Regions from separate parts of the Homo sapiens genome. Here regions 1 and 2 are each linked to region 3. Evidence: chromatin loops called from intact Hi-C (ENCODE). Cell type or tissue: mammary epithelial cell. All regions are shown on one strand. Each heading gives the region's core, and the rest is flanking DNA. Links, peaks and the distances in the headings are about the cores only.

Region 1 (5,073 bases), core at 1,125-3,624, 170 kb before region 3:
TGCAACCTTGCTATAATCACTTATTAGTTCCAGGAATTTTTTTGTTGATTCTTTCAGATTTTCTACATAGATGATCATGTCATCTGTGAGAAAGACAGTTTTATTTCTTCCCTCCCAATCTGTATGCCTTTTATTTCCTTTTCCTGTCTTAATGTATTAACTAAGACTTGTAACATTGAAAAGCAGTGGTGAGAGGGGATATCTTTGCCTTGTTCCTGATCTTAGCAGGAAAGCTTTGAGTTCCTCACCATTATGTGTGATATTAGCTGTTAGAGTATTTGTAAAGGAAGTTAAGGATGCTCCCCTTCATTCCTAGTTTGCTAGCAGTTATAATGAATGGGTGTTTGATTTTGTCAAATATTTTTCTGCAGCTATTGTTATGATCATGTGATTTCTCTTCTTTAGCCTGTCAATGTGATGGGTTACATGAATTGATTTTTGGAAGTCGATTCAGGCTTACATACCTGGGGTAAATCCCACCTGTTCATGGTATATAATTCTTTTTATATTTTTTACACATTTTTATACATTTGATTCTTTTTATGCAATTTACGATATTTTGTTGAGGATTTTTGCATTTATATGTTCATGAGAGATACTGTTTTGTAGTTTTCTTTTTTTGTAATGTCTTTGTCTGGTGGTACTCATTTTTTAAGACATAGCTGCCTCCTACAAAACAGCCCAACTAAAAAAGTATATTATTTCTATTTTCATTTTTTTAGAGAACACTCAGGAGACACAAGCTATCTTTAAAAGCAAAATAAAACCAAAAAGTACCCTTTAGCTTATTGTTCAGAACTAGTTGCTTAAAATACATTTTCACATTCGTAGTAAAATCAGTTGAAGCCAAGTGCACATGATAATGCCTCATTAACAGCAATGTCTTACATCTGAAGAGTATTTCATAATATCTCACTTCTCTCATTTTTTCACAAGTGTGCTGGTGGTATCATGATTCCATTTGCTGACCAGGAAACAGTGACTCAGCAATGACTGTCTTCCCTAAGGTAGAGTGAAGGCTGAACACAAATGTTCTAATTCCTGATCCAGTTCTTCCACCAGGAATCCAAATTTTCTTCTAGGGCCTTTCTTCTGCTTCCCTCAATCCCAGTTTGTTGGTCCTTATTCACCGAAGGCCTCCCTACAGAAGCCTGAGCACAATCCAGCCCAACAAAAGTCAGAGGCATTATTGCTTCAACCTGCTTTTATTTACTCCCTTCCACGCACCTGGCCAACTGGCCTGGGAATCAGGTCATATTCCCAGACATGTGACTCATAAACTGTTGTCGCTGGGATGCCTTTGCCAGGGCCACCAGGTTTCATGGTGCTTCAGCTATCCTGTCCAGGCCACTTCTGCACAGTGGCCTCAGGCATCTGGGTAGTGAGGAGCAACACACTCCCTGCACCTGCCTGTGGCAGATCTAAAATTAAGACCCAATATGATATGCTCCCTTGACATCTGGTAAAACTGGGAGGGCCTCGAATGACCTAGACACAAGTTCCCATCCCCACCCCACTCCTGTGAATAACGTCCGCTGACCAAACAGCCCTCCTTCCCGTGGGGACCAGGCACAGTTCCCGCTAGTCCTTGAGCAGGGGCCAGCCATGGAATTATTCAAACAAGTCAACACACCCCCATAGGAACTAGGGGCCACCCCCCAACCGTTGATACTACAAAGCCACCTCCCCCAGCCCTGCTGATTCACTCTGCTCTCGTACGCAACCCTGTGTGGCCCCGTGTGGCATGCGGCGTCCTCCTCCCTGGGCTGTGAAGAATAAACTGTTGTCCATTTCATCTGCTCAGTGTCAGTTGCTATTTGTTTGGACATTCCTGTAGCCCCAGGGAGGGAATCCCTGCCTCCCCAACAGAGAGAGTAGGAAGTGATGGAAACGCCTCTCCATGGTCACCCCATTTCTGGGATTCATCTTCCACCTTCATGGTTACAGCTCAGTTCTATAGCTTATCTTGTCAACTGCAGGCAAACACAGCCGGTGTTGGACCTGACCCTGCTCTGGTCCCCTTTAGCAGGGCCCTGTGTATGCCTAGCTCTGGAGCTCCACCTGCCCTGGAAACTCTAGCCTGCAGATGGTGTTCTTGCAGTTCACATAAAAATGACTCTAACCCTCAAGTCCTCAGAAGTCAGCCATCATGAAGTTCCCGGTGGCCACGCCCTGACTCCTGGGTCAGAGGCACTGATGGGACCAGCTTCTGGAGCTGTACCTGCTCACTCTCAGAAGCTTTTCTATCCCACCTGCATCTCAGCCTCCCTTTCAACCTTAACAGCAGATTTCTGCCCTTGTGTGCCATTTCTGTATTCTGCTACCCAAATAGGTCCCTAGTTAACCTTGGAAAATTAAATCTTTGAGTTTGTTTGTTTTTAAGAAAGGTAATTTCTATTTGTGTTTATTTATTTAAGATAGAGTCTTACTCTGTTGCCCAGGCTGGAGTGCAGTGGCACAATCTCGGCTCACTGTGATCTCTACCTTCAGGGTTCAAGTGATTCTCCTGCCTCAGCCTCCCGAATAGCTGGGATTACAGGCGCCCACCACCACGCCTGGCTAATTTTCTGTATTTTTCGTAGAGACAGGGTTTCACCATGTTGGCCAGGCTGGTCTCAAACTCCTGACCTCAGGTGATCTGCCCATCTTGGCCTCCCAAAGTGCTGGGATTACAGGCGTGAGCCACTGCACCTGACCATGAAAGGTAATTTTTAGATAATCCTGAATGTATTAGTACCCACAAACCTCAATGCTATAAAAAAATGTGTAGGTTCGCATGACTTCTGCTGAAATGCATGCCCCTGTATCCTTCCTATGTTTTACCACGGTATTTTTTATTGTGTGGCTGCAGGAATTTCACAATGCATTGAGGCTACTCTAACTCTTTGCCCCACACCTCCCATCCCCCTCTTTCTCACTGCATGCAAGTATCCAAGCTATTATCAGGGAAACAGGCTACCCAAGGTTAACACCCAGGTAAATGCAGGATGGTTTTCTTTCTTTTTTTTCTTTTTTTTTTTGAGACAGAGCCTGCCTCTGTCACCAGGCTGGAGCGCAGTGGTGCAATCTTGGCCCACTGCAACCTCCAACTCCTGGGTTCAAGTGATTCTCCTGCCTCAGCCTCCCGAGAGCTGGGACTACAGGCACGTGCCACCACGCCCAGCTAATTTTTGTATTTTTAGTAGACAGGGGGTTTCACCATGTTGGCCAGGATGGTCTCCATCTCCTGACCTCATGATCTACCCTCCTTGGCCTCCCAAAGTGCTGGGATTACAGGCGTGAGCCACTGCACCTGGCCCAACACAGGATGGTTTTTACCACACTTTGTTGCCATCTGAGGCCTGTGGTCTCCTTCATGCCTCTACTTTTGTGTATTATTTCTCACGATCTATCTCAATGCCCCAGGTGTTTATTTAGGAATCTTAGTGTTTTCAGAAACTGCAGTGCAGTTATTTTACATTTATGCATAATTTGCCATAAATGACAATTCTATGTTGTCATTTTCTCATTTCTTGATGGAACAACTGAAGCTGGGATTGAAATTCCAAGTCTTTAGAGATTGAGATCCCACCCTCTTCATCTGACCTTCCCAAGCCTAGATTTTCTTACCCTCTAGAGCTGACTCGCAGGCAGATGTCTTTCATCTTCAGCTGAAGAAATCTAGCCATAGCTCATTCTTGGGGATGTGATGGCTAATCCTGTCTAGATACCAACTTTTACCACAGGATACCAAAACTGAAACTTCCAAGGTGTGTCCCAATTTCTTATATGGATGTGACATCAGCTGAGGCCCTCAGAAGGGATTGAGTTTGACGTAAGACATGGCAGGAGAGGCTGGTGTTGATGTCCTCTGAAGATACGTGTTCCCAGGAAAAGGCTATGTAAGGGAAAATCCACTTTAAACAAGAATAAAACTTTCATAATAAATAATGAAAAAAAAAAGGTCAGTTGATGGTTTTACCTTGAAACCAAATAAAACCGAATTATATAAATTTATTTTAGTTTATACAAAATTTAAGTTATAATTATGCAATAATCCTTAGATTCAGCAAAGAAGGCTTCCAGTGTTACTGTTTTTCTGGTGTAATTTTTCCAACAAAACTCTAAGCCAGCAGGATGAGACACCCCCCCAGCTTACAGCGCTCCCCCACGAAAGGCCATGTCTGCAACACTCTTGCATCGCTGTATCATCTTTCTCAAAGGCGTCTTTAACCGGAGCTGTGCGGATGCAGATCTCTTAATGCTGTTGTGCCACTTTCCATGGTGATTACTTGCTCTTTAATTGCTAATTATAGTTAACCGTGTGCCAGTGACCGTGGGAAAGTCCTGAGCAATTCTCCAACGTCACTTTCATTGACTTCATGAAATCCCAAATTGCCTGTAAGCTTTGCTGTTGTATTTGAAATGGACATATGCAAAGCTGTGGCCTCACCGAGGCTGCATCATCTCCACTGAACAGCCTGCAGGGCGGGTACAAAGGCTCGTCCCTTTGCCTTTGTTTGGGGCCACTCTGAAGGCCCCCCCACCAACCCCAGGTCCAGAACTCCCACGGAATGGGCAGAGGCCTTGGCTGCAGCTGCTGGCCGGTTAGACTCCTCCCTTGGCTCCCTCTTCACTCAGTGCAGGCTTCGTCCTGAGAGTGAGGCCTGTAACTCCCCAGCACACACACTGGTCTCAGCGTCCGTTCTAGGGGGCAAACTGAAAAGCTTCGATTTCCACCTATTTTCATCTTGTTTAATTCCCACAGCCATTCTGGGTCATAGACAAAGGTGTTAGTCCTTTCATGTTCAGACTGAGGATGCCAGAGCCCACAGGTGGAGTCACTTGCGTGCCAACTTTCACCAGAGCCCACATGTCAGAGCCCAGACTCACACTGCATTTCAGGACTTTCATCCTAATGCACAAAGCCAGAGATGAGGACTGGAAAACAGAGAGTGATGATGACGACACCAACGACAAACGGAATAAATCAGCTGTGCAGCTATGGGATTCTCCTCATTCAAACATTGCGAAGGGATTTACCAATGGCATTGAGGTCTGCTAACCTTGACACTCTGCACATGAGCCAGGAAA
Region 2 (5,073 bases), core at 898-3,397, 61 kb before region 3:
AAAGGGGCGTTGGAGGAGTGCCTGTGTTGGACTGTAGGTCCCTTGTGGGAACAGGAAGATGTGGTGTGAACTGTCTTGTGTTGTTCTTCAGTAATCGATTGGGTCATCATTTGATTAAAGTAGTGAAGTGGTTTTCTTGGGATTCCTACAAAGCCGTCTCTGAGTTTTGCAAATCTGGAGCTGCTGGTGCAAGTCCTGCCCGCTCCCCACTGTGATGGGGTGGCCTCTGGCGTGGAAGTGTGTCCCGTGGGCATGGTCACCAGCGCTCATCGGCGGAGGCTGGAAACACGCTTCTGTGGCAGAAACACTTTGAAAAAAAGGTAGATGCTGGAAGAATATACAAAATGTCATATTAATTTAAAAGGTAACCGGATGTGGGAAGGGTGGGAGCCAGGGCCCGCACGCTTGATATCCGGGCTTGGGCAAGATCATCCCCACAGAGTCACAGGAGGAGGGCGGAGCGGTTTCCCCACATACCACACGCCTGCAGGGCTGGACGCCGCACCCTTCCCATCCAGGTGAGGCTGCCCAGGGTTTCTCGCCTGCTAGCTGGTCCGGCCCATGGCGGGCACTCGGGGGATACCTGTTGACCATCTGATGAGACCTGGGCCCCTCGCCTGTTGGCGACAAGCCTCAAGCTGGTTCCCGTGCGGTCCCTGCATATTTTCGGTACTGCTGAATCTTGGATGGAGACCTGAAGAGGAAGGGATCTTGAATTTGTCAAGCGCCCACTGTGTGCCAGGCGCCCATTTTAAGCACCCGATGTATGTTTTCTGATTTTACGTTTGGATGGCAAGATTGCAAAACGTTTGTGTCCTATAAATGAATTTCTGACAATTGCAGAAGTTATAGGTGACAAATGACTCCTTCCACCCCCAAATTTCCTCTAAAGGCCACATTAAATAGGGTGATCCAGGGCTTCTCAAGTGGTGTAGCCCAACAGGTTGGTCCCAGGTGTGTGGAGACGCTGGTCCCCTGGGCCCTCTTGGTCAGGGAGGCAGCAGAGGGTGGGGAAGTGGCATGTGCCACAGGGCTCGGAGGAAGCCAACATGTTTTTCACAGTGCCTGTTGCGGCCATGGTGATCGGTGTTCTGTTAGACGAGACACTGGCCTCACCATTACATGGTCAGTGTGCAGTGATGACGGAGTGTCCAGGAGGAGCTTGGTTTAGGCAGATAAGTCAGCCCCGTTCAGTATGTTGTTATTTTTATTTATTTATTTATTTTTTGAGATGGAGTCAGGCTCTGTCGCCCAGGTTGGAGTGCAGTGGCATGATCTCAGCTCACTGCAACCTCCGGCTCCCGGGTTCAAGCGATTGTCCTGCCTCAGCCTCCCAAGTAGCTGGGATTACAGGCATGCGCCACCACGCCCGGCTAATTTTTTTTTGTAGTTTTAGTAGAGATGAGGTTTCACCGTGTTGGCCAGGCTGGTCTCCCTGACCTCAATTGATCCACTTGCCTCGGGTTCCTAAAGTCCTGGGATTACAGGCGTGAGCCACCGTGGCGGGCAGTATGTTGTTTAAAAAGGCCCTTCTATTACTTCTGGAAAAACAAAGGGTTAAGTAATTACCCGCCATGAACAAGCGAGGCGATCATGTGGCATGGCTTCTCCGGTTTGGGAGTTTTGATTCTTATTTTCACTGTAGCTTTTTGCAAGTGATCTCTCTCTCGGGGTGTGCTCTGACATGACTTGCACAATTCCAGAACCTCTCTAGCCCTGAACAGAAGCAGAGTAGAGCTGTCTACTTGTCTTTCATGAGCAACTGGGCTCGTTGAAAAAGGGAGGAAAACAGGATCGATCAGCCACCTTCCTCCCAGTTTTTTTACTGGTCAGTGGCCGACTTGCCAGCTGCTCAGGATGGTGTGGCCTCTTGCTTTGTGTTGATTTGGGGTCTTAGAGGTTCATAGGTGATGGCCACAGTGGTCGCTTTTGTAGCCCCGGATGTTACTTTGTATTTAGATTGTACCCCTTTTATTGGAAGGTCAAGGAATGTTCTGACAACTCCAGAATGCTCATTCCAGGCACCAGAGAGCGGGGGCCTGGAAGGTGGTAACAGGGAGGCAGGAAGACAGGGAATGGGCTCACAGCCTTGTCGAGGGATGTGGCTCACAGCTTTGACCCTCAGCGTCCTCGTCTGTGAAATGAGGGTGGCATCGCAGAGACGGAGGAGGGCCCTGGACGGTGAGTGCAGGCAGAGGTGCCTCCTGTGCTCTGTGCCAGGATGAGGATTTATGATTGCTAACAGCACTAGGAGTCATCGGAGTTCCGCATGTTTCAACCTTCGGGTGAGTGTCGCCCCTTGCTGTGTTTGGTAGGCACATTCCAACAGAACGAGTCCTGGTCCAGAAATGCAGTGCGGTGTTTTCTGGGCATTCTTCCCATTTGTTAGTGGAAGCATTCCTTGGCGTATGTTGATAGTGGTTAAAAGACTGCATTCTAGTGCAGTGGACATGATTCATTATTTGGGACTGGTGAGACAGACCTGCCCGATGCCAAGGAGGCTGCCTACGTAAAGACCCCACCCGGCGTTTCCTTATCATCAGTATGTTCCTTCTTGTGCCTGCCGGATCGCCTGTTCTTAGCCTGCCTGCCACCGTCTAACCTCGTCTCCGGGGGCCTGCAGTTGGCCCTGAATCCTCCCGCGTTGTGATGGGATACCCACTGTGCTCCAGGAGCAGTGCCTGGTGTAGCGTGAGGCTTCCGGTTCTACCTCCTGCCCTGCCACTTCCTGAAGCCCCGCATCAGGTCCAGGGGAGGCTGGGCCACTCTGACTCGGGCTGTGGAGCTGCTGGACATTTAAAGGCTTGGTGTTGAGAAGTGTTGCTGTTGGCATCATGGCAGACAGTGCTGGAATACATTCCGAGGGAGGCGACGCGGTGCCCGATGGGGTGCACACGGCCGCCACGTCCTGAATGGCACAAATCCTGGGCTGAGCTCAGGGCCAGCTTGGCACGCGAGGCCTCCCTGGCCGGCAGTGGAGGGCCAGAGTTTTCTCCCACGAAGGAAGCTAGGACGGCTGTCCTCAGAGAGCTTGGGTGCCTGTGGGAGGGCTCAATGATGTTGAGTGGATGGTGGCCACGGGTCAGGGCTGTCACCGGCCCAGGATTTCCCGAGCTGGCACTGGGTCCAGTGTGCCTCCAGCAGTGACCGTGCATGGAGGAGAAGCCGAAGCTCGGGGCAGGGAGAGAGCGCCCTATGCACAGGAGAGGGGCAGCAGGTGGGCCCGGCGCCCCGTTACTGCTGCAGCGTCTGGCTCTGTGCGAAGCTGGTAATCCAGGCACATGGGCACGAGTGTTGCTGGTAGATTGTTGGAAGTGGACATGCGTGTTTGCCTCCAGGTAGGGTATTTGAATGAGTGCTTTTATGTAGGTTAAGAGATCACACACATGTGCTCTCTCAGACACACACACACACCCTCGGGCACACTAGCACATGCTCACACATGACACTCAGTCTCTCTCATGTTCACCCAGCTGCTTCCACACTCACTGTCACACACTCTAACCTTTACACACAGGCACGCACACACACGACGGTGAGGCCTGGCATTGCCTACAGGCATGCACACACACAACGGTGAGGCACGCACACGCACGACGGTGAGGCACGCACACGCACGACGGTGAGGCACGCACACGAGGCACACACACGCACGACGGTGAGGCCTGGCATTGCCTACAGGCATGCACACGCACGACGGTGAGGCACGCACACACGACGGTGAGGCACGCACACACGACGGTGAGGCACGCACACGCACGACGGTGAGGCATGCACACGCACGACGGTGAGGCCTGGCGTTGCCCACAGTGCATGCCCCGTCCTGAGGGTCCCGAGCACTACTCCTGTGCCCTTGGTCCTCTCAGGGACGGGATTCCCTTCGTACCTGTCTAGAAAATGCCCCCCGAAACATCTGTGTTGGGAGGGAGAGCGAGCCTTGTGCAGGATGCTTGCTTGGGAGAGAAGCGCAAGAGTATTTGAAAATAGGAACCTTTTAACTCCACCCCACTGACGTTTTCTTTTTCATAATTTTCCTTGCAAAGCACCTTTTTGTGAGGACTTGGGCCCGTCAGGAATTGGAGCTCCATGCACTGCGGGTCCACAGTGCTGTCTGTAGGGTTTTGGAAACTGCAACTTTAAGTGAAAGGACGTAAAATGAAACTCATGTTTCCTTTCCACATCAGCTTTAAAACAAAAAGACTTTATCAAGGATTTCTGTTTGTCATTTCGCATCAAGTTACAGTTTCCAAGAAGCTATAGATGATGTTAACTGAGGACCTACCGTGGCACTTATTAGCTAAGTAAATGATGGCATTGAAGTGTCAGGAGAAAAATGGCCCTCTGCGTATTTAAAACCATGGTGCGCCTGATGTGTGAGGCAAACGTATCCAGCCGAGGTGGATATCATTGCAAATAAGTAGCTGCAAAGTACATTGGGCCTTGAAGGTGAGAAGAAGCTTATCTCTGCAGAAGTAAAAGAGTATTTTCCATTTGTGTCCTAGTGAGCTGTCTTTCAGAGAGTGGCATGGAAAGGAATTTTCCTGCTAGATTCCAAGACTGGATCGACATGTTCTTACAAAGGGAACCTCCTTGGGTTTAAAAAAATGTTGATTATTTCTGGCACCCTTCTGTCCCTGAGACCCAAGTCAGTGGTGGGAGTTGCCCCCATATCACTCTTTTTTATTTTTATTTTGAGACAGGATGTGAGTCAGTCACCTAGGATGGAGTGCAGTGGCATGATCATGGCTCACTGCAGCCTCGACCTCCCCGGCGTCAGGGATCTTCCCGCCTCAGCCTCTTGAGTAGCTGGGACCACAGGCATGCGCTGCCACGCTCGGCTAATTTGTATTTTTTAATCTTTATATAGAGATGGGATCTTGTTATTTTTGCCCAGGCTGGTCTTGAACTCCTGGGCTCAGGTGATCCTTCCGCCTCAGCCTCCCAAAGAGCTGGCATTACAGACGCCGCCCACATCCCTCTTTAAAGCATGATTTTGCATTTGGATTTAGTTTTGGAAGATTTCTTATTTAGTTAACGTAGTTTCCCTTAAGGGATTTAAGAACTAGTTTGAGA
Region 3 (5,073 bases), core at 1,733-4,232:
GCGGCGCGGGGGTGTGGTTGGTGGAGAGATGGAGCGCGGGGGTGTGGTTGGTGGTGGAGAGATGCGGCGCGGGGGTGTGGTTGGCTCTGAGAGCCCCGGGAAGGAACTGACTGGGAGGCCGGTTGTGCTCCGGGCTCACCTTGCCCCAGGAGTGCCGTCGGTCTGTCCAGGGGCCACATAGGGGCCCATGCGGGCTCTGCCAGCAGCTGCAGGGCGTTTCGGAGATGGCCTCGGAGAAGCCCGTGGGCGGAGAGGGACGGACTTAGGCTTGGCCTCTTGTGACCAGCTTTTTGATGTAGTACTTGATGGAAAACAGCTTACTTAGCTTTCAAAATTTTGAATTCATAGATCCAGGGCTCCAGCTTGGTCAACGAGCTCCTGCGAAACAGTTGCAGAGATATTATTTTGTAACTCCTTCTCAAAATAGAAATATGACTGAGTGGTTGAGAAGATAAATGCAGTAATTAGGGCTTTCCAGAGATTTGTCTGAGGCATTGTTCAATTGGGGCTTGAAATTCTTTTTTTTGGTTCACAAAAAAAAAAAAAAAAAAGATAAATTGAAGGTGAACTATAAGAACAAAACTTAACCCATTTATGCCGGAGGTTGCAAATTTCTTTTTTTAGTGAAAAATCAGACCTTGGTGACAACCTTGAGCAGTAGGATATAAATAACTCCCATGAGCTTAGCGTTCCAATAATGGAACACTAGGCATAAATGGGTTAAGATGTACAGGAAAGGAAAATACAGTTATTTCCTCTTTTTAAAAATAGGAGAGAAGAGGAAAACGAAGGAATGAAGTCTGAAGGAGAAATGTATATATATATATATTGTGTTTACATCATTTTAATGGACACTATAATTACAACCCTTTTGTTACAACTTACAGTGTGATTAAGGAAGCCTGCCTGAGATATTTCAGGAACAATATAGTGTTGTGATTTGGGGAGAGTTGCTGAAATTTTTAAGTAAAATGTCAGATCTTTTCCTTAGGTATCCATGGTGGACTGGAACTTCTGAGACTCAATATTTATATTACATAATAGTTTGAACTCTGCATGTGGGAGCTGTAGAAAACCTACATGTTTCACATTTGTTTATATATGTGTAACCATAACATGCTTTAGTTTTGCCTGGCTTTCTGTGTGGACAAGCTTCCTAACCAGACAGGCCGTGCCTACGTAGTTTGATTCCATTTGGTCACCCCTCTCTGCTTATAGCTTTATAATCCACACTCAACCAAGTACGGGGTCAGTACCAGCCAGGTTGTGAATTCATCAGAACGATAAGAGTAAGAATGTCTAATGGGGAAAGCTGGGATGTTTATTTGTTTATTTAGTGTCCTAAAATAATGAAGTTTTAACTTTCTGGGCGTTTAGGTAGCAAATCCTACCAAGTGCTCAGAAATAGCTGTTTCTCAAATTATTCAGTCCGTCTTACCAGAAGACACACATCACAGTACCCAAAGAATGACAATAATTGTAACATAAACCTCTGTGAAAGGACTTAGAAAATTGTGTCGTGAACACCGTGAGCCTCGCCTGCTCCTGTGTTCATCTCTGGCCTAGGCTCAGACCTGGGGGTTGTCTTTTTCCCTCTCTGGCTTCTGCCCCAAGTCGGCCTCTTGGGAAATTGTCCCTCCATCTGTCTCCCCTTCCAGTTGCTCACTCTGAATTTCCAGCCCTTTCACACCCTCCTGCCTGAGTTTGCTAAAGTGGGGGCGTGTGCAGGAAGGGCCACTTTCAGAAGGGCTGCTGCCCTTGGGCAGGGCTGATTGCTCTGCGGTGATGGTCTGCTCATCCCACGGTGGGAGAGGCACATCCTTACCCTTGAAACCACCCCACTGGGAGACCAAACTAGGCCAAAGAGCCAGGTATCTTAGCAGTTTCCATTTCATCCACATGTCACTCACAATCTTAAGTGATTATTGCTGGTTCCAAGCAGAAACATGGTGAGGGCTGGTGGCTGGGTCTCCTCCTGCAGGTGGTGACCACCTGGGACCGGTATTGAATGGACGATGTCACCCAGAGCTATGTTCAAGGGATGAGAGTGTTTCCCGACTTATACAGTATCAGGGGGGCCCTGGGGCTAGAAGTCAGACCTGTGGACCTCGAGTCTAGAGGTGACAGAAGACAACTTAGGTGCTGTTTTCCTGAACCTCCTCTCTAGCGCTTAGAACGCACCCAGGCTTTCGCTGAGATGAGCTGCCTTGAAGCCAGCATGGAGAGCATTTTCAAGTCAGTTACTAAATGACTAACATACTTTAAGTCAATTGCTAACTCATTACATTTGAGTAAGTTTTTGCAAGGTTGGACATTTTTGAAGTTGGATATGCTGACTATATATATAATCCCCCACATGTAATGTTCATGGACATAGTTTGCTTAATTCCGTCTATGCCAAAATGCAAATATATTATTAATTTAAAGCCCTCTGCATTTTTAGCCTCTGAAAATATTGTTGAAGGTGCAAACTGAAATGTAAGATGCAGATCAAAAGGATGCATTGCTATACTGACAGTGCTGTGCTTCATAAGACATGTGCATTTTGCATTTGTCCTGATGATCTTTTAAGGCAAGCTCTTGGTGTAAGTCTTTTGCAGATAAATGCCTGTTGTTGAAAAGTGGATGGCTCTTCCATGTACGGGGACCACACGCGTAGCACCAGCACCAGGAGGGAGTCGGGCTATAGCTTGGGCGCAGGTGCCATCTAGTGGTAGCTTCCATGCATTGCGCGGGCTGCCAGGATGCCTCGGGGAAATCCGCCTTCCTCTGTCACGGAGGACAGAGACCGCTTGTGTTATGAAATGGCCTTTGTTCCGTAAGTCAGACACATGCCTGATTTTAAATCTGAAGACTCTACTAATAAGTGATCCTGATTTTTTTTTTTAAAGACTCATTACAGTTTCTTTGTAAAAGACACGGAATTTGGATTCTGTGTTTTTGGACATTTATGCATCGCAATAGAAAAAGTTGTAGAAAGCCATGCAGGTGCTAGCTAGTTTGTGTGTATATTAGTTGGCTTTAAGTCGGAGAAGTGTACAGTGTTATTTCTCTTCCTGAGACTTACTCCCTCCTATGCCTCTTAAAACACTTTGTGTAGGAGAAAACACACAAGTGGTTTAATTGTATTCTTTGTGACTCCTGTTGGAAGATTCCAGGCCCCCATTCCTTCAGAAAGGCCCCCATTCCTTCATAACTAGTGTTATGGGCCTGGCTTTCCTGCTCTCCTCCTTACTCTAAGCTTCCTTATTTTCATTCTAACATCTACCAGCGGCGTCAGCACCTTCTTCCCGACAGTCCCCGCCACCATTCTTGATAAGACTTCATGTACGGCCTTTGTGCTAGCTGGCATCTGCTTCAGACAGCTGCGTCATACAAGGAAAGATTCGTGTTAGCTAATTATTTTTTGCCAACTTGGATAAATTTGTAAGTGGAAATCTTCATTGCTCTCTGATTAAAGTATGGTTTGCCATGTTTTAAAAAATAATAAAAGAATATATTGATTGTATTTTCTCCAGTGGATGTGTTTTGGTTGGCTGTTAGGATCTGGGGACGAAGGAAGGTGTGTAAGGTGTAGAGTAGCCGTGAAAGCCAACTTGAATTCGATTCACTTCAGCATTTGATTCACAACAGAAAAACCAAACCTGAGCGACGCTTCTTTATGGTTGAGTCAATAGGAAGCAGTTAGTAAATTCCAGGTTTCTGGAACCTGATTATGTTTTATGCCGGATAAACTGCTGTTTAACCGAAAGCTGTCATGGAAGCTAGAGGTATTTGATTAACCTTTAAGTTGTTGATTCTGTACTCACTGATTTAAAAAGTAACACGAATAATTTGTCTAGTCAGAAATTCTATATTTAATTTGGGACTGTTTTTGTTCGGACATCAAAATACAGCTTCCAAGGCTGGGGGCGCAGTGGCTCATGTCTGTAATCCTAGCACTTGGAGATGCCAGGGAGGATCACTTGAGCCCAGGAATTTCAGAACAGCCTGGCAACAGAGTGAGACCCATCTCTACAAAAAGTTTTTAAAAAAGTAGCCAAGCATGGTAGCACACGCCTGTAGAGCCAGCTACTCAGGAGGTTGAGGTGGGAGGAGGGCTTGAACCTGGGAGGTTGAGGCTGCAGTGAGCTGTGATTGCACCAGTGCACTCCAGCCCGGGTGACAGAGCAAGACCTTGTCTCAAAAATAAAATATCGTGTCCAGAGTACTAAGATATTTATGTAATTTTCTGTTAACACAGATAACATACTTTCGCAAGTTGTTTATGTTAGTAGATTATCACTTAAAATGAAAACGTGTACTCAGTCATCCAGAAAAAGTAGAATAAACATCTTGGGGTATAATTTATCAAAATTTTATAATACCATTCAGTTCCATGTTGCTCTAGTCCTGGCATTTTCTTGTCATTCAGATTTTTTTTTCTTTTTTTTTGTAGTTCACATTGTATGTGTCATGATAAGAATCATTCTTGAAGACATTTCTTTAGAAGAAACTTTTCTGGCCATAGGACTGAGCTGGACGATTGGCAGCAGCGTTTATTATTCTGTATGAAAGCCCAGGGCTGCCCTTTGATGAGAATGAGGGCAAGACCCACGCTGTCACTTTCCTACTCCATGGCCTTGGTGTTTGGGGCTTGGGTCTCCCCGACTCGGTGCCTCTGGAGGGGCTTGTGGCTTCCTGATGGGCTGCACCTGCTTCTGAACTGCGTAGCCTCTGAAAGCAATTATGTGTCCCCCGGCTTTTCTGTGCTCCTTGTGTCCCTCTGAAGCACTGAGTCTGTCTGGGTTATTTTTTTGTGTTTCAGGAGGAGAACTTCCAGATCACACCAGCCTGTGGCAGTGGTTTTCAGCATTTCTTTGGCTCCCCTTGCACAGGCAGCTTATGTCTTGTTTTTTCATGGAAAAGCCCCCGTGGATATTATAGCTACAACTTTTCCTCGTGCATTTTCTACATCATATCCAAAAACATCGTCTGACAGCGGTGCTCCGGCCTCTCACTCTCAGTGGAATGGCCTCTCTTCTCCACAGTTTGGAGAACCACTCTGCCTGCTGCCAAGATCCTTTCAGCTTG

The links. Hi-C counts contacts between places; a loop is a spot of excess contacts. Peaks named below come from ENCODE experiments on the same cell type or tissue, not always from the same donor. Only the 100,000 strongest peaks of a DNase experiment are listed, where the experiment ranks them.
Region 1: a loop joins it to region 3, with 7 times the contacts of the local background. A loop is called at or near these places in 3 of 110 quality-filtered maps.
Region 2: it touches region 3 in a loop (4-fold over the local background); 7 of 110 quality-filtered maps call a loop at or near these places.

What each region holds. Positions count from the first base shown.
Region 1 is chr18:76,569,715-76,574,787 of GRCh38, reverse strand. No RefSeq gene overlaps it. Among named protein-coding and RNA genes, the nearest start is that of LINC00908, 44 kb to the right of the region's middle. In mammary epithelial cell, for the core only: a CTCF peak has its summit at 2,080 (motif pointing right); no DNase peak of the experiment used is centred there; H3K27ac peaks cover 369 bases.
Region 2 is chr18:76,457,337-76,462,409 of GRCh38, reverse strand. All of the region lies in intron 2 of ZNF516 (zinc finger protein 516), which reads left to right. Among named protein-coding and RNA genes, the nearest start is that of ZNF516-AS1, 32 kb to the left of the region's middle. RefSeq lists enhancers at 1,710-2,307, 2,308-2,905, 4,318-4,817, 4,818-5,073. In mammary epithelial cell, for the core only: a CTCF peak has its summit at 2,293; a DNase peak (open chromatin) is centred at 2,359; H3K4me3 peaks cover 168 bases; H3K27ac peaks cover 1,458 bases.
Region 3 is chr18:76,396,727-76,401,799 of GRCh38, reverse strand. All of the region lies in intron 3 of ZNF516 (zinc finger protein 516), which reads left to right. Among named protein-coding and RNA genes, the nearest start is that of ZNF516-AS1, 92 kb to the left of the region's middle. In mammary epithelial cell, for the core only: a CTCF peak has its summit at 2,705 (motif pointing left); a DNase peak (open chromatin) is centred at 2,719.